Regions from separate parts of the Homo sapiens genome. Here regions 2, 3 and 4 are each linked to region 1. A link is a contact called in ENCODE Hi-C or POLR2A ChIA-PET data. All regions are on one chromosome and are shown on one strand. Each heading gives the region's core, a stretch centred on a gene start or an enhancer-like site at or near the end of the contact. The rest is flanking DNA. Distances are from core to core; before and after follow the strand shown.

Region 1 (6,487 bases), core at 2,091-4,590:
GACATTCTCCAAAAAAAAAAAAAAAAATCAGACATCATTATATTTGGGGCTTTGCAGGCCAAAAGGTTCCTGTCACAATTAGTCAACTCTGCCACTGAAGCCACAGATTAAATGTAAATGAGTGAATGAGCAGGGAGGTGTCAGGATTGTGAGGGGGACAAGACGGCAGCTGCAGGAGGGCTGGCAATGTTTTTTTTGACGTATGTATTCATTATTTGCGCCATGGATTTGTAATAATTCATTAAGTTCTATATTTAAAATGTAGGGGTTTTTCCATCTATCTGCTACACATGTAGAAATAAGATTCATTAAAAATTAAAATATGTAATCCCAGCACTTTGGGAGGCCGAGGCAGGCAGATCATGAAGTCAGGAGACTGAGACCAGCCTGGCCAACATGGTGAAACCCTGTCTCTACTAAAAATACAAAAATTAGCTGGGCATGGTGGCGCATGCCTATAATTCCAGCTACTTGGGAGGCTGAGGCAGGAGAATCACTTGAACCAGGGAATCGGAGGTTGCAGTGAGCCGAGATTGCATCACTGTGCTACAGCCTGGCGACAGAGCAAGACTCTGTATCCAAAAAAAAAAAAAAAAATTAAAATACACTTTAATTTATTGGCCGGGCACAGTGGCTCACGCCTGTAATCCCAGCACTTTGGGAGGCCGAGGAGGGCAGATCACGACGTCAAGATATCGAGATCATCCTGGCCAACATGGTGAAACCCCGTCTCTACTAAATCTACAAAAATTAGCCAGGTATGGTGGTGCACGCCTGTAGTCCCAGCTACTCGGGAGGCTGAGGCAAGAGAATTGCTTGAACCCAGGAGGCAGAAGTTTCAGTGAGCCAAGATCGTGCCACTGTACTCCAGCCAGGCAACAGAGCGAGACTCTGTCTCAAAAAAATAAAAAAATAAAAAATTTAAAATTAAAATACATTTTAACTTACTGATCAAACAGTACATCCAAAAGAAAATTGGAACCTGTATAAAATAAAAATTAAAAAAGCAGTTTGACTCAATAGGCTGCACTCATTTCAGGGCTAACACTGGAAGGTTATTCACTATGGGTCCCTATGTTATAACCAAAAAAGGTATCTGCCAGGAAGTCTTTGTGTCTTCAGAGGAGTCAGTTTGTCTGTATCCATATCCAGTGTCTTCCTTTCTGCCATGGTTGTTGGAAACATAAGAAACACATGAAGCTCAACTTATTGACTCTAACTTGGCCCTGCTATTGATCTGTTACTTTATATTTTCTGGGAAGTTCAATTTTTATCTATTACTAATTTCTCATCTTAACATATTGACTCTTGGCCAGGCACGGTGGCTCACACTTGTAATCCCAACACTTTGGGAGGCCGAGGCGGGCGGATTGCCTGAGCTCAGGAGTTTGCGACCAGCCAGGGCAACACGGTGAACACATCTCTATTAAAATGCAAAAAATTAGCCAGGCGTGGCGGCCTGCGCCTGTAGTCCCAGCCAATCGGGAGGCTGAGGCAGGTGAATTGCTTGAACCCAGGAGGCAGAGGTTGCAAGGTTGCAGTGAACAGAGATGGAGACACTGCGCTCCAGCCTGGGCGACAGAGCGAGACTCCATGTCACAAACAAAACAAAACAAAAAAACCATACTGACTCTTACAAATCTCACAAAGTCCACCGCAAAATAAAGTAGGGAATTAATAAACAACTTACCTTGTTCATTTTGTTCTGTTCTTGGAAAGACGGAGACAACTCTGAAGATACAGCTGAGTTGGAAAAAGAGGAATGGGGTCATGAAAGATTTGGCCTGCCTGGCAACTCCCGGATTCTTCTGCCCTAAGAAGCCATACACACCCACTAGGTAAAATGCTCCGTCTGGGAGAATATCAATGTCCTCTGACACTTCGGAATAGGGGGTAGAAATGGTGAAAGAACACCCTAATACAACTCCAACATAACCATGTAGCTCTTGGGCACAAGATTTTTCATCAGGTGAAAGTAAATATTTGCTTCCTAAGGATTTCAATCTCCCTCAGTCTTCACAAAAAATGTATAATGACAATATTGGCCAAACAAGTTAACAATACATTTAATGAAAAAACATTAACACTAAAACCATTGTAAAGAATAGGACTAGGCTATCGATTTTCCCAGTAATGTTACTTAACCTCTGATGAGTTAGTCCACAGAAAACCATAAGCGTCAGTGCTTCAAAGAAAAAATCCGTTTTAATTTCTTCATCTAACTTTGTTGCTATTTCTCAAAAGGATGTTTTAAACTTGCTTTGATGTGTGTAGAAAAGTAGTACTGGCTTAGGGGTCAGGAGAAGTGACTTTTAGTTCTCCCTACTAACAAACTTTGATCCTGAACAAGTCAGTAACCTTGACAAACAAAAAACAAAAAAATTATTTTTTCTTCTAACAAATGAGGCAAAATTAGGTAATTCTGGTTTTTTGTTTGTTTGTTTGTTTTTGAGACGGAGTTTCGTTCTTGTTGCCCAGTCTGGAGTGCAATGGTGCAATCTCAGCTACCTGCAACCTCCGCCTCCCGGGTTCAAGCATTTCTCTGCCTCAGTAGCTGGGATTACAGTCATAGGCCACCACGCATGGCTACTTTTAGTATTTTTAGTAGAGACGGGGATTTGCCATGTTGGTCAGGCTGGTCTCGAATTCCTGACCTCAGGTGATCCACCCTCCTCGGCCTCCCAAAGTGCAGGATTACAGGAGAGAGCCACCGCGCTAGGCCAAAATTATGTAATTCTTGAAGATCCTTCCTGAGTGCAAGATCAAGTTAGGACAGAGGAACAGCAAATAACAAGATGGGGTGATGGACATGACTGGAGGGCAGTTCGAAACCTAAAGAGGATGAACGCAGAACGGGCAACAGAGTCCGTATGTCGGGCGGGCGACTGCACCCGCCCTTTCCTACCCAGGTAGGGCCGCGCCCTAGCACATGGGCGTAAACACGCTCAACCAGAGAACTGCCCCTCCCGCAAGGCTCAGCGCTCGGACCGCGCAAGCGCACATGCCCTCCTCCGCGGCCCCTACAAACAGGGCAACGCACAGGGCGTAGCCCGCTCCCTACAGAGGCTGCGCCTTAGAGGAACTGGCGTAGCGTCCTGGTAGACATGCTGCAGCCCCGCCGTCCCCGGCTTCTCCGTGAGGTCCCCGGGACTCCTCGCCACCACCTGGCACTGGCCCCCGGCTGCCTGCTCCTGGAGTCGCGCGGGGCCCCCTCTCCGTCCCTGCCCAACCCGCGGAGGCTTACCTCACTCTCTCTTCGGGTTGCATTCGCCATAAGAGAGCCGGTAGACCCCTGAAATCCCGGGACCGCCTCCCACGCAAAACGTGAGACAAACAAAAGGAAAGGCGGAAACGCAGAAACGCAGAGGTAGCCAGTGGATGAGGCATGCGCAGAGCCCACGCTCAAAGCCTGGCGCTGTTGGCGCCCAACCTGGAAACTACCTTTCCCGTGAGGACGCGAGAGCAGCCCTTCGGGATTGGCAGAGAGGTGCCCCGCTAGGCAGTGGACAGATGCGGTCTGAGTTGGTGTGGGAACTGCCCGCAGCCCTGGCTCTCCCGGGGCGACCCAAAGGGATGCACTGCAGGGGAGGTCTGTGTGCAGCAAGTGTGCAGGTTAGACACAGACGCCTCAAGGAAAGGACAGCTGTGTGTCAGTTTCACTTTAAATGTTAGGAAGTAGATCTTATTGATACAGTTTAAAAGACTTTGACACTATCAGCGATTCTTTGAGAGCAGGGATGGGGGGGATGGGGGAGGTGCCACAGGAAAGCTACTTCATCAAAATCGTTAACGCAATAAACGGAAATTGAAAAGTCAGAAAATAGACATAATCCGAAAGAAGAAAATAAATGTCACATGATTTCCCCTGTGACATTAAAATTGCTTGACTAAATGGAAATACATTTAGTCTATCTGTACCTTTCTTAGGAAGACAAAATTCCTAAAAGAATATCAACAAATTTTTTTATGTATTTTTTCTCTTTGATCTTTAGTGTATTGTGTACTTTACAAAAGCATTGTCAACTTTATCCAGAGTAAGTAAAAAACTAAATGAACAGCCATTATACGTTTTAAAAAGCTTGAAAAAATGCCTGAGAAATATCTATATCTATCTATATATATAATATTGCTCTATTCAAAGTAGTTTGGCACCTGCTCCATGGAAATAAGACACCATGATTGAGAGTATTCTTTAATGTGTAGTAAATACAGCATTTCAAAACAGTGAGGGAAAGAATGGAGTATTCCAAAGAGCATGTCATTCCTAACAATTTGGAATATAGAGATATATATAGATCACACGTGATAAAATTCACATGTATACAGTATTGAAACATTTAAACGAGTATAAATTTTTGAAAATTGACATGTGGGCCAGGCACAGTGGCCCACACCTGTAATCCCAGCAGTTTGGGAGGTGGAGGCAGGAGGACCACTTGATCCTTAGAGTCCAAGACCAGCCTGGGCGTTATAGTGGGACCCCTGTCTCTACAAAAAATTAAAAATAACAATTAGCTGGGCATGTAGGCAGGCGCCTGTGATCCCAGCTACTCAGGAGGCTGAGGTTGGACGATCACTTGAGCCCCAGGTTGCAGTAAGCCATCATGGCACCACTGCACTCCAGCCTGGGTGACAAAGTGAGACTTTGTCTCAAAAAAAACCAAAAAGGGATGTGATACCAAAGACAGAAACTATAAATTTAATATCAGTTACATTTTATAATAGAGAAAAATAAGCAGCTCCATTCCAGCAAAACTTTTTAAGTCCATTATGAGAATTGAAAGAAATGCAAATATGGCCGGGCATGGCAGCTCACGCCTGTAGTCCCAGCATTTTGGGAGGCTGAGGCGGGCAGATCATGAGGTCAAGACATTGAGAACATCCTGCCCAAAATGGTGAAACCCCTTCTGTACTAAAAATACAAAAATTAGCTGGACGTGGTGGTGCGCACCTGTAGTCCCAGCTAGTCAGGAGGCTGAGGCAGGAGAATCGCTTGAACCCGGGAGGTGGAGGTTGCAGTGAGCCAAGATCGCACTACTACACTCCAGCCTGGTGACAGAGTGAGACTGCATCTCAAAAAAGAAAAAAAGAAAAAAGGAAATGCAAATATTTGAGTAAAAATATGTGAAACATATTGAAATTTACATTTTTAAATTTATGCTTTATATACTGAAAAGTTCACTTTATTTGTTGCATAATTTTATGAGTTTTGACAAACGCACAGATTTGTGTAACCACCACCACAAGCAAGATACAAAATTATTTCACCTGTCAATAAAATTCCTCCATGCTACCTTTTGAAAGTCAGATTCTCTAACCACTCTTAGCCTCTTGCAGCCACTATCTAGTCTTTGGGCCTGTATGTTTGCCTTTTTTAGAATATTATATAAATGGAATCATACAATATGCAGTCTTTGAATCTGGTATCTTTTACTTAACACAATGCAATTGAGATCCTTCCGTGTTGTTTTGTGTACCAATACTTCTGTTTTTCTTGCTGTTAGAAACAAGTGCCTGGTGCCGCAGAGAAAACCAGCACAAAGGCAGAAAATTCCTCAGCAAGAGAAATTTACTTCTGCAGAAGGGTGCAGGTTATGCCAGTCATGATCACAAGAGAACACCGAGAAGGGCAGGGCAGGGGTTTTTATCCCTGATGCAGTTCCTAGCACTTCTGTGTCCCTTCCCCATTGGCTGGGATTAGACCTCACAATCAAAGCTAACTCGATTGGCTAAGGTTTAAAATTGACAGGGTCTATTAGGCGGGAAGGAAGGGGGACTGTCCATTACTAAGCGGGAAGGCATATCCGGACTTGTCTGGGCATGGCAAAGGCGGGAAGGTTGTTTACAGAACAGGTAGCTTGGAGACAAGGAAGTACAAGGAAGTTGGTCTTGAGCAACAAACAACAGGGAACTAAAGCTTTCTGAAGAGTAATTTGTCAACTCTGACATTGCTGACTCCTATTTCTTGGTATGGATTTACCAGCTTCCTTGTCCATTCCCCAGTCCAGGGATATGCAAGTTGTTTCCAATTGGGAGAAATTGTAAATAAATAAAATATTTTTAAGTTTAAGATTTGAAAAGATTGTAAAAAACACTAATATACACCTATGGTATGGGCTTGGGGAAATGTTTATTCCCAGTGTATTAATCAGGATTCTCCAGAGAAACAGAACCAATAGGAGGGAGTAAGGGAGAAAGAGACATTGATGATGAGAAATTGGTTCACATGTCTATGGAGGCTAAGAAGTCCAACAATCTGTCATTTGCAAGCTGGAAATCCAAGAATGCTGGTGGTGTAATTCTGGTATGAGTCCAAAGGCTTGAGAACCACGGAAGCCAATGGTGTAAATCCCAGTGCAAGGACAGGAAAGGATAAGATGAAATGTCCCAACTCAACAATGAGGCAGAAAATATGGGTGAATTCCTCCTCTCTGCCTTGTGTTCTATCCAGGCCCTTAGGGGATTGAATGATGTCCATACACATACG
Region 2 (6,487 bases), core at 721-3,220, 7.5 Mb before region 1:
GGTGACGTGCGCCTGTAGTGCCAGCTACTCAGGAGGCTGAGGCAGGAGAATTGCTTGAACTGGGAGGTTGCAGTGAGCCCAGATCGTGCCACCGCACTTCAGCCTGGTGACAGAGCGAGACTCCGCCTCAAAAAAAAAAAAAAAAAAAAAAGAAATGTAATGTGTCTTGTTTACCCTTGTAACCTTAATGCCTGCAGCCCTGCTTGACAAATAAACCAGGTGCTTAATAAATATCTGTCAACTGCCAGACAACGCAAAAATGACTTTAAAGAAGGTCCATAACGTTTAATCTAGTGACAAACTGGTGAGGGTAAAAGACATGGATAATCTTCACATTTATAGAACACTGAAAGCCACCAGCAAGGATGGAGAATGAAGAGTATTTCAGATGCAGGAGAACATCCAAATACTCAAAAAGCAATTGAAAAGGAATTTTTCCCACGCTATGTGCATGCACATTGTAGAAATGTTCCCCCAACTCATAAACAGCAATTGAAAAAAACAAGTAATTCAAAACACTGTGGGCTGGGCGCAGTAGCTCAGGCCTGTAATCCCAGCACTTTGGGAGGCCTAAGCAGGCGAATCACCTGAGGTCAGGAGTTCAAGACCAGCCTGGCCAACATGGTGAAACCCCATCTCCACTAAAAATACAAAATTAGCCGGGCATGGTGGCGCATGCCAGTAATCCCAGCTACATGGAAGGCTAAGGCAGAAGAATTGCTTGAACCCGGGAGGCGGAGGTTGCAGTGAGCCGAGATCGCACCACTGCACTCCAGCCTGGGTGACAAGAGCAAAACTCCATCTCAAAACAAAAAAACTGTGTACTTCTCTTATCTCACGCGACTCTTTTGGAAGGATCTTCCAGATACTGTATAAGGGCAAAAGAAGCAAAGTATAGCTCATTTGTTCATGTGTCTGTCTTGAAAAGGAATGTAAGATTCTAAAGGGTAGGCAACAGTGTTTTGAATGTTTTTAAGCGATTATTATGTAGTCAGTTGTCAATCAGATCAAAGTGATTATTTCCGATACTTTACTACGAAGGTAGGCTTGGCCAGGTCTAGTTCAAAGACGTTTATGTTGAACAGTCACAATCTATAGCGAACGTTAATATTTTGCATCTTATCTTCAAAATTTAAACGCCCAGGGTACTGGCCTTCAACTGTTAATATTAATCCATGGGGCAAAGATGTGGACTTAACATTAATAACAGTCTGCAATTCACAGATGTTTTATTTGCATGCACGTAATGGTAGGGAATGGTCCAGACTCTCTAGAGGGTAAGCAAGTGCTAGAAAGCGTGTGAGGATCTTATTTCACCAGACCCTAAGGGTTGAGACAAGAAGTCTAGCATGCACGTAGGATACTCCTCCCCAAAGCTATCAATCTTTGCAGTCTGCGGAAACAAAAGTGAAAACACTCGGGGTAAGGATGCATGAGATGCCCCCCCCCACACACACACACAAACACACAGAGTTGTGTATTCGTGTGAGCACGTAAATATGTAGAAGAATACACGCACTCTCACCTTCCCTCCTTCGAAGGAAAATGGGGCCGCGGGAGAGGCGGCCAAGATCGGGTTGGGGAGGCCCGGGATCCAGTCCAGGGGGTGGCAGGGCTTACGGGTCAGCGCTCTGGGGAGCCGAGGTCACTTACAGGATACCATCTTCCCGGGCCTCCCCCTTTCATCCCTCTCCCCACACCTCGTCGCCCCCAACTCCTCTCCTCCGCCCCAGCCCCGCCACCCATTAACCGGGAAGGGAAGTTTCCCGGCGCCTGCAGCCCGGCTCCCCGACCCTCAGCGGGGTTACCTTCTGCAGAAGCAGGGCAAGGGGCAGGGGACAAGGGGAGGGGGAGGCAGCCCGAAGGAGTGAAAGACGAAGCCCCGGCGAGGAAGGTGGGCGGAGGCGGCGGCGGCGGCGGCTGTCAGCTCGCGTTCCCCTGCTCACAGCGCTGCCATTACTGTGCGCCGAGGCCGCCTCCCCGGCCGGCCGCCGCCACCGGCCCCGGAGACGCGGGGGGTGGGGAGCGAAGCCCGGGGAGCCCGCGCGCCGACACTCACCTGTCTCCGCGAGGAAAGACAGCAAAGTCCAAGGCCGCCGCCGCTCCCCGGCGGGACAGGGGCGGTAGGGAGGGGGGGAAAGGGGAGAAGGACGGGCCGATCACGGGATCCGTAAAACAATCGTCCTCCTCTGCCTCCGGCTTTGCCCAACACACACCCTCCGGTCTCCTTCTTCCGCTGCTGCCAAATCCCCCCCGCCACCCGGAAAGCAATGGTACAGGCCGCGTTACGGCAAGCGCAGGGAGCCAAGCTTCGTGTGATTGCGAAAGGCCACGGAAATTAATATTCCAAGTGATTCCTTGCTGGGCTTGCTGTCAATGAGGCAATTGCGGTTCGCTGAGCTGATGGACACAGTACCCACCCACTACCCGTTAGTTCAGGGACTGCTAATAACAATATGTTGGAATGGTGCTTTCAACAGAAGTATGTTTTCCTTGTTTCAGACCTATGTGAATATCCTAAGACACCACAATCCTCTTGCCACACACTTCCATGGGCTTTGCAAATGATCAAAAATAAATTAGCAAAACTACTTTTCCTCTCTGACAAACTCTTTTTCTTGTTAGTTTTTATCTACAGAGAATTTCTTGGACATACATGTATTTTCGATAAAGAAACTTCACATCTTTTTCACTAATACCCCACCTTCACCAAGCCCCAAGCCTATCAGTTTGAAGGGTTTTCCTCCCTTGGAGTTTTAAACGGTAAAGCTGATAAAAATATAGAATTACTCATCACCTCCTCATATATGCAGGGCCACAGAGGAACAAAAGCCCGGCCTTAGTGCTTTTTGCCTTTCATATCCTCAAGAGCTCACCATCAGGGTCTTGTTCATTTATACGATTCAGCAAGCTTTTCCCTCCCATCCCTTCCTTCCAAACTGCACGAACCCTTCAAGGCCCATTTAAAACCCTGCCTCCAGACCTGATCAGTCCCTAGAGCCTTCCTCCTCTTCTAATCTGCTTCTCTTGGTACTTGAAGTCTCTACTCTTTATTTCAGTAAAGGGTTTTTATATACGAAATTCAATCCAACAGTATGTTTCCATTATGTGACCTTTTTTTCCTCCCATGTTTTCCCCCTTTTAATCTAGTGATTCTCAAAGTGTGGTCCCCAGACCTCTGGAAATCCCTGAGACCTTTACAGAGGTCATAAGGTTAACAACTAGTTTGTTAACAATGCAATATGTCTGGTCCTTTTTTTTTTTGGATACAGAGTCTTGCTCTGTCACCCAGGCTGGAATGCAGTGGCGGCACAATCTCAGCTCACTGCAACCTGCACCTCCCGGGTTCAAGTGATTCTCCTGTCTCAGCTTCCCGAGTAGCTGGTATTACAGAAGCCCGCCACCACACCCGGCTAATTTTTTGTATTTTGTAGAGACAGGGTTTCACCATGTCACCACATTGCCCAGGCTGGTCTTGAACTCCTGAGCTCAGGCAATCCACCCACCTCAGCCTCCCAAAGTGCTAGGATTACAGGCCTGAGCCACCGTGTCAGGCCCCCCCTGCTTTTTGTTTTGTTTTGTTTTTGTTTTTGACACAGGGTCTCCCTCTGTCGCTGAGGCTGGAGTGCAGGAGTGCAGTGGCCTGATCATAGCTCACTGCGGCCTCAAACTCCTGGGCTCAAGCGAGTGTACCATCTCAGTTTCCGAAGCAGCTGTGACTACAGGCGCGTGCGCCACCACACCCAGCTAATTTTTGTATTTTTGGTAGACATGGGGTCTCACTATGTTGCCCAGGCTCCTCTGGAACTCCTGAGCTCAAGCGATCTGCCCACCTCAGCCTCCCAAAAGTTCTGGGATTACAGGAGTGAGCCACCATGCCTGGCCTCCTCTGTCTTTTTGACTGAGTTTGTTTTTGTACTGATGGTGCAAAGGAATACGGACACTATTGATGCCTTAGCAGGGATCAAGACAGTGCCACCAACCTGTCCGGGTGGTCATTGGATCGCTGTATTCTTCACTGCCATACATTCCCAGTTTTTAAGGCTATTGATTTAGGAATATCCTGGATGAAGCGGAAGCATTAATTTTATTAAATTTTGGCCCTTGAATACAAGTCTTTCTAATACTCTGTGTGAAGAAATGGGAAGTACACATGCACTTCTGCATGCCAAAGTGGGATGGCTGTCTTGAAGAAAAGCACTTGTGTGGTTGACTTACAGGCTGAACTACCTGCATTTTTCATGGTGAAACTGCCTTTGCAAAACATGATAGTAAGAGGAATCTGACCTCATTGATTTAATCTTGCTTCTGACCTCCAAGGTGTTCCTGGTCATTCCTGGGCATAGGCCAACTTAATTTGGGGAGGAAGTTAGTTTATGGTTTAACTTGAAAGCTAAGTTCCTCCCTAAAACTACCCCTGCTCTTGCTTAGGGATGAAAAACCACCTTTGGAAGACTAATGAAAAGCAGCAAGAATAGGATTATGGGAGGGGTGTGAACTTTGCTAAAGTGTAGGCATATTTCTATTAATATACTCCCTTACTGCTCAGGGGTCATGTGGCCAGAGGTCACAAGATTTGTGACTTCCCCAGTTGCTCCTATAAATAACATCAGTATTGTACAACTTTAGATTGCTTTTTGAGATATTTTTCAGACTGACCCCACCTGGACTCGTGACTCATGACTCAGAACTGGTCCTATGGCCCCACCCAGAGGCAGGCTCAGCACTCAAGGACTGTTTTCCACACCCCTATGATTCCATCCCCAACCCATCAGCAGAACCCATTCTCTAGTCCCCTGCTCACCAAATTGTCCATAAAAACCCCAACCTCCAACCCAGGGGGAGACTGATTTGAGTGATAACTCCAGTTCTCCTATGTGACTGGCCTTGGGTCAATTAAACACTTTCTCTACTGCAATACCTTGGTCTCGGTGAATTTTGTCTGTGCAGTAGCCAAGAAGAACCCATCTGGCCATTACAATGGAAGGCCATTTTTACTTGAAAGAACAATTGACAGACTTGGTGGCTCATGCCTCCCAGCACTTTGGGAGGCTGAGGTGGGCAGATCTCTTGAGTGTAGGAATTTGAGATCAGCCTGGACAATATAGCAAAACCCCATCTCTACAAAAAATACAAAATTTAGCCAGGCATGGTGGTGTGTGCTGGTAGTCACAGCTTCTTGGGAGGCTGAGGTGGGAGAATCACTTGAACCTGGGAGGCAGATGTTGCAGTGAGCCAAGATCACGCCATACTGCACCCAGCCTGGGCAATAAAGGCAGACCTTCTCTCAAAAAAAAAAAAAAAAAAAAAAGAAAAGAAAAGAAGAAGAAATTACCACTTGTTGAATTTCACTATAGTATCAAAGAAGAATATCCATAATTATCCAAAAAGACTATTTAATTTTCTTTCAAAGGCCTGAGTTTCTTCATATATTTCAACCATAGAGAACCTAGCTATCTTCTATTAAATCAAATATTTAGAGAGTTGCAAAAATACAAAAGCAATCCTTTTCCTCTGATCAAATTTTTTTTATTTTGGAAAATATGGTTATTTTTCATAAAAGCATGCAATTTATGTTAAATGTGTTTGGTTTATTATTTTTAAAATTAATCAGTAATTTAAAAATTTTTATCCTTTAAATTTCTAATACAATAACTATTTATAGATAGATAGTTTCCTGAGGCCTCCCTAGACACTGAGCAGATGCCAGGATCGTGCTTCTTGTACAGCCTGCAGAACCATGAGCCAATTAAACCTCTTTATTTCATCAATTACACAGTCTCAGGTATTTCATTATAACAATACAAGAATGGCATAATACAATAGATATAACCCACATGAACATAAGCTCTTCTAAGTCCTCGATAATTTTTTTTTTTTTTGAGATGGAGTTTCGCTCTTGTTGCCCAGGCTGGAGTGCAATGGTGCGATCTTGGCTCACTGCAACCTCCGCCTCCCAGGTTCAAGCTATTCTCCTGCCTCAGCCTCCCGAGTAGCTGAGATTACAAGCACGTGCCACCACGCCCAGCTAATTTTGTATTTTTAGTAGAGATGGGGTTTCACCATGTTGGTCAGGCTGGTCTTGAACTCCTGACCTCAGGTGATTTGCCCGCCTGGGCCTCCCAAAGTGCTGGGATTACAGGCGGGAGCCACTGCACCCAGCTAGAGTAATTTTTAAGCGTGTAAAGAAACTGAAAAGTTTGAGAACCACTGCTCTAACTCATGAAATTCCTTCACTCTCATCATGTTCCTCTTAACTCTGGTTGGAAATGTGATCGAGCGTGAAGGGTGCCAACCATGAATCACTATAACAGCCCCCTTTATTTCTAAATTCCAGAGATTGCCCCCACCTCTTGACAGTTTACCCAAACTCTACAGTAGGGAAATAATATTCGTAAAATAGTTATTAGCATCCAAGCCCTTAATATCAAAGTGAAATTACTTCTTTTCCAGAAAAAAAAATTCTTTCTGGGTAACCCTTTAAGTT
Region 3 (6,487 bases), core at 2,130-4,629, 7.5 Mb before region 1:
AGATGGGTAATAGTGGGAATAAAAAAAAAAGGGATGGATGCAAGTTTCTACAGGCAAAAGCAACAGGACTTAGCATTTAGCATAGGGCCTGGAACATAGCAGGCACTTCAAAATATTTTCTATGTGGCTCCTGAATGACATGAGTAGAAGAATGACCAAAATCGTTTCAAGGTGTAGAGGCAGGATGACAAGGAGCTGAAAAGTGCCATTAACATTGCTAAAACAACAATAAAAAATCAAGATTCAGGTATGAAAGGGGAAGAAGACAAGACATGTAGTTTTGAACCTATGAGTTGGAAATGCTCATGGGCCATGTAAGTGAGAACTGTCAGGTGTTTGGAAATGTGACCTGGTGCTAATGAATGAAGTTGGAAGCTTTGGGTATAAATTTTAGAATTATCTTTCAAAAAAATTGGGTATGATTAGATAACTAAAGAAAATACTGTTTGAGGACAGTATAGAAGATGATGTCCAAGGACAGAAAATTAGTAACTGTCTACATTAGGGAGACAAAGATGAGTGAAACCATGAGAGCCAAGTATCATGAAAATTCAGGAGGGAGACTATGTTAAGAAAGTGGCAGGCTTATGCCTGTAATCCCAACACTTTGGGAAGCCGAGGTGGGAGGATCGCTTTAGACTAGGTACTTGAAGCTGAATGAGCTATGATTGCACCACTGTACTCTAACCTGGGTGACAGAGCGAGACTCTGCCTCTAAGTAAATACATTTAAAAAATAAGGCAGTAGTCATTGGTAGTATCTGATGAGGAAAATAGGTCAAGTAGAATGAAAAATGAGAAAAAGTGGTCAGATTTAGTCATCAGAAAGGCGACAGACAAGTGCAATGGCTCATGCCTATAATCCCAGCACTTTCAGAGGCTAAGGTGGAAGGATTGCTTAAGCCCAGGAGTTCCAGACTAGCCTGGACAAGAGACTCCATGTCTACATATAAAAATAAAAATTAAATTAAAAAAAAAAGAGACGGAAGAGGGCAAAAATTTGGCAGGAAATAACAAACAAATGGGTGGTGAAGAAGTGAATACAACCCCTGCCTTGCCTTCTTCTCTTGAGAAATCTGAAGGTGAGGGGATGGCAAGGGATGGAACAGTAAGCAAATGGGCAAAAAATGAAATGTAAATGTGCAACCCGGAATTGGCAACTCTGTGGCCTTCCTTATAGGGCTAGCAGTGCCAACAGTTTTCAAGAGGCACGATACTAACACATTTGTAGGGAAAGGAGCCAAGAGGACGAAAAAGGCTGTAGGTATGACTCTTGGTAATTGAGCAAGATCTGATATGGGAAAGAAATGACATCTAACTTACAGTTGGATTCGGAGAGGAAAAAGAGGTGCTCCTCCCGACCCAGAAAGGGAGGGAAAGTTTAAGATATTTTGAAGTGAGGAGGGAATATAAGGGTGTGACTGACAGCCCGTATTTTCTCAGAAAAGTAGGTGACCTAGTTGTCCCTCCCCAACAGAGAATTAACTATCACCTAGGTGAGGAGCCCCAAAAGCTAGACACTGGACTAACGTAAACATGAGTAGGTTTTTAAGTATTTATCTTATGGCAGATATTTTTTAAAATCTACAATAATCCTAACAGGTAGGTACTATTTTTCTTCCCATTTAAAAACCTTATGCTTCCCCTAAGAGGATATGACACTTGCCCACAGCTAACAAGCATACATTTAAACCCAGATCCAACTGCATGGTTTTTAAGTCTATTACATCTTACAGCAAGGGTATAGCAGAGGCCATGAACTGATGGGCTTGTAAGTATGTGTATCTCACCTCCAGTATTGATCTTTGTAAAAAAACAGATGAACAAAAAAATATGGTTTGTGCTTTCTGAACTTTATAATTAAGACTACATACATATGGGAGTAAAATACTGGCAAGAAAGGAAACCGTAGAGCAAATACTTTGCAAATAAGAAATTGCCATTCCTTTGATTCTTTTTGATTCATATGAACTCCTGTTACAGAGACAATTGTTGTGGATACATTCCCTTTGACCTACGAAAATTAGATTTGAACAAAGGTTCAGATTGGATTTAGATTAAGTCCTGCTCAGTGAAAATTATGAAAACACTCTGACACTACAGTAACTGATATGAAATAATAAATCCTCACTTAACATTGTCAATAGCTTCTTAGAAACTGGTTTTCAGTGAAACAACGTACAATGAAACCGATTTTTGTTATCATCAATATTATAACGAAATGAAAACAACACTGAATGAAAATTTTTTTGTGGACCTGCTGTAAGTTGTTTGGCTTAAAGCCATGATTTCTAAGAACCTATCGTTAAGTGAGGACCTACTGTACTCTATAACCATGCTGCTATTCTTTATTCCTGATATCCCATTACTTTTTTTATTTTTGAGATGGAGCCTCGCTCTGTCACCCAGACTGGAGTGCAGTGGAACGATCTCAGCTCACTGCAGCCTTGACCTCCCAGGTTCAAGCGATTCTCCTGCCTCAGCCTCCCAACTAGCTGGGACTACAGGCGTCTGCCACCACTCCTAGCTAATTTTTGTATTTTTAGTAGAGATGGGGTTTCACCATGTTGGCCAGGCTGCTCCTGACCTCAGGTGATCTGCCCATGTCTGCCTCCCAAAATGCTGGGATTACAGGCGTGAGCCCCCGGCCGACCTTTCTAATCTAAAAAAAAAAAAAGAGATGAAGTCTCACTGTGTTCCCTAGGCTGGTCTCCTGGGCTCAAGCGATCCTCCCACCTTGGCCTCCCGAAGTGTTGGGATTACAGGCCCGAGCCAGCGGGCCCAGCATGCGGACCATTTCCAGTCAAATACTGGGATAAACTGCAATAAATGACCCTAAGAAGCAGGTGAATTGTCTCAGGAGCTCAAGCTTCTTTTGGAGAAGGACTCAACCAGCTGTGACTGGCTGTGAATATGGAGGAAAAGGGCCACTAGTCAAGGTATGTAGATAGCTTTTAGAAGTCAGAAGAAGCACGCCTGCAGTCCCAGCTACTCAGGAGGCTGAGGCCGGAGGATCGCTTGAGCCTGGGGAGATAGAGGTTGCAGAGAGCCGAGACCACGCCACTGCAGCCCAGCCTGGACAGAGGTGAGACGCTCGCGGACCTTAGCTTGGGGTTGGCGGCGTTAGGAAGAAACCGACCTCGAGACCCTGAAGACCTGACAACAGCCGTTACTCTGGCTGACAAGTCATTGGATTTCTGGCGCACGCGCGGCGCGGCACGGGCAGCTTCCGGTTTCCAGCCTTGCCCCCGCCCCTACCTTCCGCCCCACCTCCAGGCTAGTTCCTCCTCTTGGCCCCGCCCCCTGACCTTCCTTCTCCCTATCCCTAGGCCCCGCCCCCTGACCCGCACCTTCCCGCCGCCCCTCCCCGGTTCCATTTCATTGTTGGATTGTGGCGCTTCACTCCTGCTGGCGGCCGGCAGGGGGCGGAGTTCGAGCCTGGATTTTTTTCCTCGGGGCCTCCCCCGGGAGGCCGTCCCGGCGTGGGGGAGGGGAGGACGGGGCGGGAGGACGCGGTTCGGTCGGCTGCAGCGCTACTTTTGGTCCGGGGTCGGCAGGGAGGCCGCGGCTACCGCATCACAGCTGACGTGAGGACTACGTGGGGCCGCTGCCGGCTCCGGGTTGCTGGGCGGCGGCGCCGCTGCTGAGCGGCGGTCGGGCTCGCCGTCTCCACCTCCTCGCGTCCGTAATCAGTGACGAGGTCCGCTACGTAAATCCCTTTGCGGCGGGTAAGTGGTGCGTCGGCTCCGGCCCCGAGACCCAGCAGCGGGCGACGCGGCGCAGGAGGTGGAGGTGGAGGCAGGAGGCGGAGCGGAGCCGGGTGCGGTGGAGCAGCAGAGGCCGAGCGGAGCCGTGGGCGGCGGGCCGGGACCCCGGGGCCGGGCCAAGGACTGGCGGGGCAGCCGCGAGTTCACCTGACGCGGCCCCTCGCTCGGCGCCCCCGAGGCCGCCGGCTCGCCGCCCCACGCCCGCTTCGTGCGCTCAGCTGCCCCGGGACCCGCCTGCCTCCTCGCGAACTTGGGACGAGTTGGAAAATCCTCCCTGAGAGAGCCGTGCGGCTCAGGGGAGCGGTTTAACTCGGAAAAGGAAAAGGAATCCAGAAGTAAGGACCTCGGATTTGAGTGCCCCCAGCGCCTCTGCCCCACTTTACGAGCGCAGTTTAGACGAAAGCGGACGCAGCCCGTTTTCCCCCAAAACCTGGGCCGGAGGGCCTCGCAGCTGAGTCATTCGGTCCCGGGCGCGGGCAGTCTCCGGAGTGGGAAGGGCAGAGCCGCGACCGCTCTCGGAAGGCGCATTTTCCCTTCTGCCTGAGTCTTGCCTTTTTAGGGCCATCTGGTAAGGTTTCCAGAGCCTGTTGAATCTGGGGAATAAACACATTATTAAACATACTTTTTTTTTTTGAGACGGAGTCTTGCTGTTACCCAGGCTGGAATGCAGGGGCATGATCTCGGCTCACTGCAGCCTCTGCCTCCTGGGTTCAAGCGATTCTCTTGCCTCAGCCTCCCGAGTAGCTGGGATTACAGGCATGCGCCACCACGCCTGCTAATTTTTGTATTTTTAGTAGAGATGGGGTTTTACCATGTTGGTCAGGCTGGTCTCGAACTCCTGACCTTCCACCCACCTCGGCCTCCCAAAGTGCTGGGATTACAGGCGTGAGCCGCCGCGCCTGGCCTCAGCATGTTTCTTGATCCTGTTGCGTTTTATTTGTATATCAGATACCTGAGTTTGAAATCACTTAGGGGTTTCCTGCATGCTGCTCAGTGAAGCAGCGGTGAGTTTGTAATCACATTTTAAGAAATTGGGACTTACAGGGCCAGTCTCAAAGTGTCACTGAAATTGAAAGAGCTCCTTTAACACTGTGGCTTACGTACGTGACTCAGTTTCCTTTCTACTTAATTTGCCGGGCAGATGAGGGTGTACCTTTCCCTTGAAACAAAGATCTAGATTGAACAGTGAGAGGTCCGCTGTGAACATTGCATCAGATTACATGAATAAACCACGCTGTTTTTTATTTGTTGTTTTTTTGTTTTTTGCTTTGAGCGCCACGTTTTTTTCCTAGTCTTTTTTTTTTTTTTTTTGAGACGGGGTCTCGCTCTGTCGCCCAGGCTGGAGTGCAGTGGTCCGCTCTCAGCTCACTGCAAGCTCCGCCTCCTGGGTTCACGCCATTCTCCTGCCTCAGCCTCCTGAGTAGCTGGGACTACAGGCGCCCGCCACCACGCCTGGCTAATTTTTTGTATTTTTAGTAGAAACGGGGTTTCACAGTGTTAGCCAGGATGGTCTCGATCTCCTGACCTCGTGATCCGCCCGCGTCGGCCTCCCAAAGTGCTGGGATTACAGGCATGAGCCACCGCTCCCGGCCTTTTTTTCCTAGTCTTGATTCTTTTTTTGGATAAACTTTCCCTTCCTAAGTCATAGTAGTCTTAAAGTCTTTCAATCTAAAGTAATTTTTTTCCCAAAGGAAGGCAAATTGCACACAATATGTTTTGGCCAATAAATGCTAAGTATTAAAACTGATGTTTAAAGAACTATGTATTGATCCCAACACAGCTTTAACAAATATATTAAAATGGTTTTGATCCTGAATGAGTAAACACTTAAAGCATTGTCAGTATTCACACAACTTTGGCGAATCTGTAAATAGATGAATATAACACTTACTTTCCCAGTGAATTGGTGATGGATATGGAATCATTTTGGTGATTGCGAAGTTGTAATTACGGTGATGTTTTGTGTACATATTTTGGTGACAGTATATGAATAAATTTTTATTGAATGCGTAAACATAGGACATTTTTATTTTTAGTCTTTTTGTTTTTGCATTGTCCCTGAAAGTTAATGAAATTTACTTCTTCTTCCTGAATTTTAAACTCTGGAATCCATAGTTAATAGGCTGTATTCCAGTTTCCTACTCAGGTGAGTCACTGCCTAATCAAAATACAAAATCTTGCTTAGGGTTATGACCATTTCATGAAAAGTAGGGAAGAGTTTTGAATTATTAACATATATAAGGAATCCTGACTGAATCTTTACCAACATAGACATATATTTCTGATCCTTTTTCTCCCAAGTTGTATTCCCTGCAAATTAAGTATTGGGCCAGAAGATTGAGCTAGGTTTATTGTTTAAGTGGATGTTCTTACTGAAAAGCTCTCAAATGTCCTGTTCCTTTTAGATAGACTTCTTAAAATAAAACTGAACAGTGCAAACACTTAATAGCTGAACGATTGAGAGACGTTATTTTTTAGAGCAGTTTTACAACCATTGATATTTTTATATTTCCTTACCAACATTGATTGATAAGGAAATAAGCCTGAAATACCGAATTTTATTGTTTCTACTTAAGTAAATGGATGGATTCCATATGTAAAAGTCAGCTTTGAAAATAGTTATTATTGTACATTGAATACAGTTTTGATATTATCAACACAGGAACTTAAAAATCCAGTTTAGGCCGGGCATGGTGGCTCACGCCTGTAATCCCAGCATTT
Region 4 (6,487 bases), core at 1,909-4,408, 7.4 Mb before region 1:
AATACATTAAACAGCAAATTAAGTTTTATCATTTTTCGCCTTTTAGCAGGTTTTACTGGCTCTGGAGAAAGGCCAAATTCAGAGTAGCATGATAGAAAAAGAGAGATAGAAACATGAATGAATTTTTTTTTTTTTTTTTTGAGATGGAGTCTCGCTCTGGCGCCCAGGCTGGAGTACAATGGCGTGATCTCGGCTCACTGCAACCTGTCTCCTGGGTTCAAGTGATTCTTCTGCCTCAGCTTCCCGGGGAGCTGGGATTACAGGCATGAGCCACCACGCCTGGCTAATTTTTGTATTTTTAGTAGAGACGGGGTTTCACCATGTTGGGCAGGCTGGTCTCAAACTCCTGACCTCAGATGGAGTCGTCCTGACCTCAGGTGGAGGCCTCAGCCTCCTAAAGTGCTGGGATTACAGACGTGAGCCACCGCACCCGGCCACATGAATGAATTTTTAAATTAATTAGATATCCTTCATTTGGGGGTTGCAAATGTTGTACCTAATAGATTTCTATTACCTAATCTATGACAATTTAAGTATTCAGGCTATGATGCCCCAAATTTGTTTTTTTCCCTAGCTGTTACTTTCAAGTCTAATTTCTAGGCAACTCATTTCAAAACAAATGCTGACTTTGGGTTTTTTGTTTTTTTTTGTTTGTTTGTTTTTTTGACTGACTGTTCTTAGTTGTTTGAATTCTGAAGTATCCATTCTAGCTCTTATGGAAGCTGTCAGTAATGAAATAAAAGTTGAGATGTAGCCCTAAGCTTTTAGGGTTACCTGAGATTTCAACTGGATTTGCGTTATACATTATTTTAATTCAGTTGTGCCTATGATAACTGTAATAGATGTATTTAATACAGCTTTCAAAACTCCTGTGTTTTAATTGAATTCTATTCCTCTTGGTCCATTCGCTTAGGATTTAGGATATAGCACTATTTTTTAAAAATTTGCTTGCTTGTTTGTTTGTTTGTTTATTTATTTATTTATTTATTTATTTTTGAGACAGAGTCTCGCTCTGTTGCCCAGGCTGGAGTGCAGTGGCGCGATCTCGGCTCACTGCGACCTCCGCCTCCCAGGTTCAAGCAATTCTTCTGCCTCAGCCTCCCGAGTAGCTGGGACTACAGGTGCATAACGCCATGCCCGGCTAATTTATTGTATTTTAGTAGAGACGGGGTTTCACCGTATTGCCCAGGCTGGTCGTGAACTCCTGAGCTCAGGCAGTCCACCCACCTTGGCCTCCCAAAGTGCTGGGATTACAGGCAGCACTAACGTTAAGGAAAGTAAAATCAGTTATTTTAGTTCGAATGTCTTGCAGGTATGATAAGCATATTATAATTGATGAGTCTCTTGATAATTATACTCAGGTATTTTGGGGGTTAATGTGGACTATGGTAAAAGTGTGTGAAGAACTGAGGTGGTGGCATTTATGGAGTAAAAAATGCATAGTACAAACCCAGTACTTTAATGTTTTCTTGAAATGTAAAATGAAAGCCACCTGTTCTATTCCCCCCATACTCATGGACCATATTTATGTCTAGGTGAATAATCTTAAAGAATAATTATTTCTTCTCATTTTATCTTTGTTACATGGAAGAATCTACTGCAAACAACAGAGTTTTGAGAATTTTTAATGTTTTACACAATATGCACGTAAGTTTGTGCCTTGGGGTTTTTAAGAATTTTCTTCCACAAGTCACAAAGATTTTTTTCCACATTTTCTTCTATTTGCTTTATGGTTTTACCTTTCACATTTATGTCTTTAATGTATCTGGGCTTCACTTCTGTATATAGTATTTGGTGGGAATTCATTTTTAACTTTTTTCTCCGTATATGGAGCCACTCCCAAGGGTTTGTTGTTTCCTCACTGGTGTATGGGGCAGCCTTAATTAGACAGTGGGTTTGCTTTTGCACCTGGATCTGGCCAGTCTTCTGTCTGATTCATCTTTTTCTGAATCCCAGCGCCATACATGTTTGTTATCTCATAAAACAAGTTCCCCTTGTCTTTTTTCTCAGTTTGATACAGAGTTAGTTTTTTGTGCACGATTATTCTTTCATATGCATTTGGAATAAGTTTGAGTTTCTAAATAGTAGTAGTAATAATAATAATAATAAAACCAATGATGAGACTGCATTAATTTTTTTTTTCTTGAGATGGAGTCTCGCTCTGTTGCCCTGCCTGGAGTGCAGTGGCACGATGGCTCACTGCAAGCTCCACCTCCCGGGTTCACGCCATTCTTCTGCCTCAGCCTCCCAAGTAGCTGGGACTACAGGCGCCTGCCACCATGTCCGACTAATTTTTTTGTATTTTTAGTAGATACAGGGTTTCACCATGTTCGCCAGGATGGTCTCGATCTCCTGACCTCATGATCCGCCCACCTCAGCCTCCCGAAGTGCTGGGATTACAGGCATGAGCCACCATGCCCAGCCAAGACTGCATTTAATTTAGGGAGAGCTGAAGTCTTCATAATGTTAAGTTGACCTATCCCAAACCATAGAAAGTCTTGTTTATTCAGATCTCATTTTACTTCTTTTAACAGTTGAACATTTTTCTTTTTATTTATTTATTTATTTATTATACTTTAAGTTTTAGGGAACAGTTGAACATTTTTCTTCACGGAGATCTTGCATATTCTTTCTTTAGTTGGTTCCTAAGTACTTTATGGGTTTTGTTGCCATTACAATGGTACCTTATTTTGTATTGTATTTTCTAATTGTTGCTGGTGTAGAGAAATACGGATTATTTTAAGTCGATCTTTTATCTATTAACTTTGCTGAACTCTAATTACTTCTAATAATTTACTGATTCTTTGTGATTCGGTCTGTGATCCTATGTGAATGTTTATACAAATAGTGATGTTTTGTTTCCTCCCTTCCAATCTTTATTCCTGTTTTCTTTTTCTCTTTTTTTCTTTTCCTTAAATAATCATGGCCAGGAGCTCCAGTTTAAACACAGCAAGGCCAGTGGGCATTCTTGTCTTCCTGAACTTAGTGGCAGTGTTCCCTGCCCTCCTTCTCCCTTCATCTCACTGAAGGGCCCTGTCAGCTTCTTTGTGGATTCTCAGTGCCTGTCTTGGCTGATGCCTCAGCAGTATTTAACACTGTCGACTTCTGCTTCCTCCACTTCCTGAGACTGTGTCCTCCTTGCTCTTCTCTCTCTGCTGCTTCTCTGTCAGTCCTGTTGCTGGGCTAAGCTTCCCCTGCCCCTGTCCTGAGTGTTTCAGTGATCCTCAGGCTCACTCCCCCACCCTCTTCCTGCTGAGCTCCCTCCCTGAAGGACTCCCTCCCACGCTGGCTTCAGTTCACTGTGACTATGTCCTGACTCCAGCTGGTTCCTTAGATGGCCACACATACCTCTGACTCCTAAAATCCACTCTTCCTATCTTCAGTGATTGACCACTACTATCCTTGATGCCAGAAACCTAGGTGTTGTCCAGTATTCTTCCCAGTCTCCATTCAAAGTCACTGTGTAGATTCTTCTGCCTGGCTGAGCCATGAATGCTTCTGCCACTCCACAGCCCTCTGTCCTGGCCCTGGCCCTGGCCTGGGTGCTATCCCTCTGACCCAGGCTACCCCTGTGGGCTACAGTCTCCGGCAGCCACCGGAAGCTGGCTATTGTGGAACAGCTTTCTGATCCTCCTAATCATGCCAGAGGCAGCAGCTCCCTTCTTGGCTCAGTTTTTTGGGAATTGTTCCTGAAAGTTCAGCTAAACTCTTCATTCCTCACAGTGATTCTGGGAGCCACTGATAGTTCTTAAAAACAGCAGTTTCTTGCCCCCAACATCTCCATTACTGCATTGCACTTGTTTTGTTTTGTTTCGTTTTGTTTTGTTTTGAGACAGAGTCTCACTCTCTTGGCCAGGCTGGAACACAGTGATGTGATCTTAGCTCACTGCAACCTCTGTCTCCTGGGCTCAAGCATTTCTCCTGCCTCAGCTTCCCGAGTAGCTGGGATTACAGGCATGTACCACCATGCCCAGCTAATTTTTGTATTTTTAGTAGAGACGGGGTTACACCATGTTGGCCAGGCTGGTCTTGAACTCCTGAGTTTAGGTAATCCGTCCATCTCGGCATCCTAAAGTGCTACGATTATAGGCATGAGCCACCACACCTGGTGTCTGGGGTCTTTTTAATAAGGGCACTAATCCTGTTCACAAGGGTGTCACCCTCATGACCTCATCACCTCTCAGAGGTTCCACCTCCAAATACTATTGCATTGGAGGTGAGGATTTCAACAGAGGAAATTGGGTGGGGATACAAACATTCAGTCTATAGCATCCACTCAAAAGCATCCATCAATGTCTGTGACCTGTTAGACAAAGCTCCAAATCTTTCATGTGGCCCAAATCTTTGCTTGATCCAAGCCTTGCATTCTTTAATAGCTGCCTACCTCTCCACTTCTCCCTCTTTTGTAATACAGCTCTTTCTTTCATTTCCTGGGATAGGCCATGCCCTCTCTCCCTCCAGGGCCTTCTTCACACATACCGATTGCCTGATAAGAATACGTTCCCCGAGGAAGCCTTGCCCATCCTCCACATCTGGCTTAGGCAACCTTCTGTGAGTTCCTACTGTACTTCCTTAGGCACATATCATGTTGTGTTGTGGCTCTCTGTCTTGCTAGATGGTAAGTTCTATTTGGACAAATACCTAGCACAGACCCTGGCATGTGATAAATGTTCAGTAAGCATTTACCAAATGAAAGTGAACTGTTCTTCCTCTGAAAATGTGATTTGTTCTGTGTGCTGATTGACTTGAGATTAACTGGTCCAGGGAATACATTAAAACTACTAAGAGCAGTAATCAACTAAGCAACCCATTTCCCTTCTTTCTTTCCTTCCTTGCCTTTTTTTTCACACCAATATTTATTGAGCATCTATGTGCCAATTTAAAGAAATGCTGACATAAAAATCAATTTCTTATTGATTTTCTGAAATTTGAAATAAAATTTACTAATAGCATTCTTGGACCCAAACCCTCAGGTGTGACTGGGACAGCAAAGAGTCCCTGCTGGAGCCCCAGATTGAGGTTGATGTCTAGGTGACCATCCAGGGTTCCTTACTCAGCCAAGATATCTTCAGCTGAATTGAAACCCTAACCCCATTGTCAGGTATCCTGGAGAATTACTAGAAACATGGACACTCCCTGAAACTTTACCTCCTGAGCATCTGAGGTGTAAAGTCCTTACCTTTACTGGAAGATGATTAAATTAAATACAGCTAAAATGTGGTGGGATGTCCTTTCATTGACATAAGGTTGGGTTGAATTCTAATCATACAAGGGAAAGGGCTTTGGGTGCGGTGGCTCACACCTGTAATCCCAGCACTTTGGGAGGCTGAGGTGGGTGGATCACCTGAGATCAGGAGTTCGAGACCAGCCTGGCCAACATGGTGAAACCCCGTCTCTACTAAAAATACAAAAATTAGCCAGGCATGGTGGGCACCTGTAATCCCAGCTACTTGGGAAGCTGAGGCAGGAGAATCATTTGAACCCAGGAGGCGGAGGTTGCAGTGAGCCAAGATTGCACCTTTGTACTCCAGCCTGGGGGAGAATAGCGAGACTTCATCTCAAAAAAAAAAAAAAAAAAAAAAAAAAAGACAAAAGGTCTCAGTGGCATGTCACTTATTTTTTTGCAGTGGAAATGCCAATAATTTTTTTCCAGGCTATGGTCTGTTCTATGGTTGAACATTCGCCCATTTTTGTGTCTAACCTTATAATCACTGAATTTCCTATAATGATCCAGCTCTCTATGTGCCAAGCCTTCATTAAGTGATCCAAATAAAATTTGACATTTAAAAAAAATGTACAAATAGTAATTTTGATTTATTTATGAATTTTAAAAATCCCAAATGTCTTTTCAGGGGGTTTTAATCTGGGAAAATAAGGTATTAGATTGAATCACATGAAACTGCTATTTTTGTAGGCCAGAAAGTTCAAATATCAGCAAGTTCATGTGATTCAATCTAGTAGTTATGGGAGAATACTACATAATACTTGCTCCATTGGCACAGTGAATTTTTAAAATTTAATTATCTACTCCCTTTAAGTGAAAGTAGCAAATTCTGTATCACCTTAGGAAGAGTTGGATTTTTTGATGGTGTAGCAAATGGCTCAGCAAATAAAAATGTTAAGTGAACACAGGTGGCTGGATATTTCTTGGTGAGTTTAGAAGTGACTATGAAATATGGTATTTCTTTGCTGATAGTCAATGTGTTTTTTTTTTTTTTAAATCTCCAAGTGTTTTTTCTCTTATGAGTTAGGAAATTATGTTGGGTTTATTCTCCCTTAGTTTACCTAGAAGCCTTGGACACAACAATAATAAAGAAGTAGCCCTGTAAGATACAATCATGTAACTTTTAATGCTAAAAGAGACATTATTATTATTATTATTATTATTATTTGCTAGAGCCCACCTCAAACAGATTTCTATGTAAAAATGAGAAACAAGAGCATTAAGATGGTTTATTACAGGAAGAGTTTTTATAGGGCTTGGGTT

The links. A loop is a pair of places that touch in the nucleus more often than their neighbours do. ChIA-PET counts read pairs that join two places held with the same protein, here RNA polymerase II (POLR2A). Pooled maps may share reads with other maps.
Region 2: a pooled map shows a loop between it and region 1 (21-fold over the local background). The contact joins the promoter of CUL2 here to the promoter of ZNF33B in region 1. A Hi-C loop is called at or near these places in 6 of 50 pooled maps.
Region 3: a loop to region 1 is called in a map of naive thymus-derived CD4-positive, alpha-beta T cell, with 8 times the contacts of the local background. The contact joins the promoter of CREM here to the promoter of ZNF33B in region 1. A Hi-C loop is called at or near these places in 1 of 168 maps with a recorded cell type or tissue (naive thymus-derived CD4-positive, alpha-beta T cell) and 7 of 50 pooled maps. POLR2A ChIA-PET finds 5 or more read pairs at or near these places in 1 of 52 experiments (naive thymus-derived CD8-positive, alpha-beta T cell).
Region 4: a map of naive thymus-derived CD4-positive, alpha-beta T cell shows a loop between it and region 1 (6-fold over the local background). The contact joins the enhancer-like site here to the promoter of ZNF33B in region 1. A Hi-C loop is called at or near these places in 1 of 168 maps with a recorded cell type or tissue (naive thymus-derived CD4-positive, alpha-beta T cell) and 6 of 50 pooled maps. POLR2A ChIA-PET finds 5 or more read pairs at or near these places in 1 of 52 experiments (H1).

What each region holds. Positions count from the first base shown.
Region 1 is chr10:42,635,230-42,641,716 of GRCh38, forward strand. It overlaps ZNF33B (zinc finger protein 33B), which reads right to left and starts at 3,341. Exons shown (of 5, transcript NM_006955.3): 1 at 3,245-3,341; 2 at 1,691-1,743. The coding sequence starts at 1,699. LOC105378268 (a long non-coding RNA gene) reads left to right here and starts at 3,076. Exons shown (of 2, transcript XR_945898.3): 1 at 3,076-3,324. RefSeq lists enhancers at 2,103-2,971, 2,631-2,900 and silencers at 3,091-3,260, 6,352-6,487.
Region 2 is chr10:35,088,371-35,094,857 of GRCh38, forward strand. It overlaps CUL2 (cullin 2), which reads right to left and starts at 1,971. Exons shown (of 21, transcript NM_003591.4): 1 at 1,809-1,971. RefSeq lists silencers at 1,742-1,871, 1,892-2,091, 2,145-2,333 and an enhancer at 2,252-2,391.
Region 3 is chr10:35,123,467-35,129,953 of GRCh38, forward strand. It overlaps CREM (cAMP responsive element modulator), which reads left to right and starts at 3,380. Exons shown (of 8, transcript NM_183011.2): 1 at 3,380-3,727. It also overlaps a transcript of CUL2 not described here. RefSeq lists silencers at 3,268-3,787, 3,848-3,987 and an enhancer at 4,348-4,417.
Region 4 is chr10:35,188,538-35,195,024 of GRCh38, forward strand. All of the region lies in intron 6 of CREM (cAMP responsive element modulator), which reads left to right. Among named protein-coding and RNA genes, the nearest start is that of LINC02634, 53 kb to the right of the region's middle. Within about 2 kb of position 3,159, at least 11 of the 41 ENCODE cell types and tissues checked have a DNase peak (open chromatin) inside an H3K27ac peak, as active enhancers do.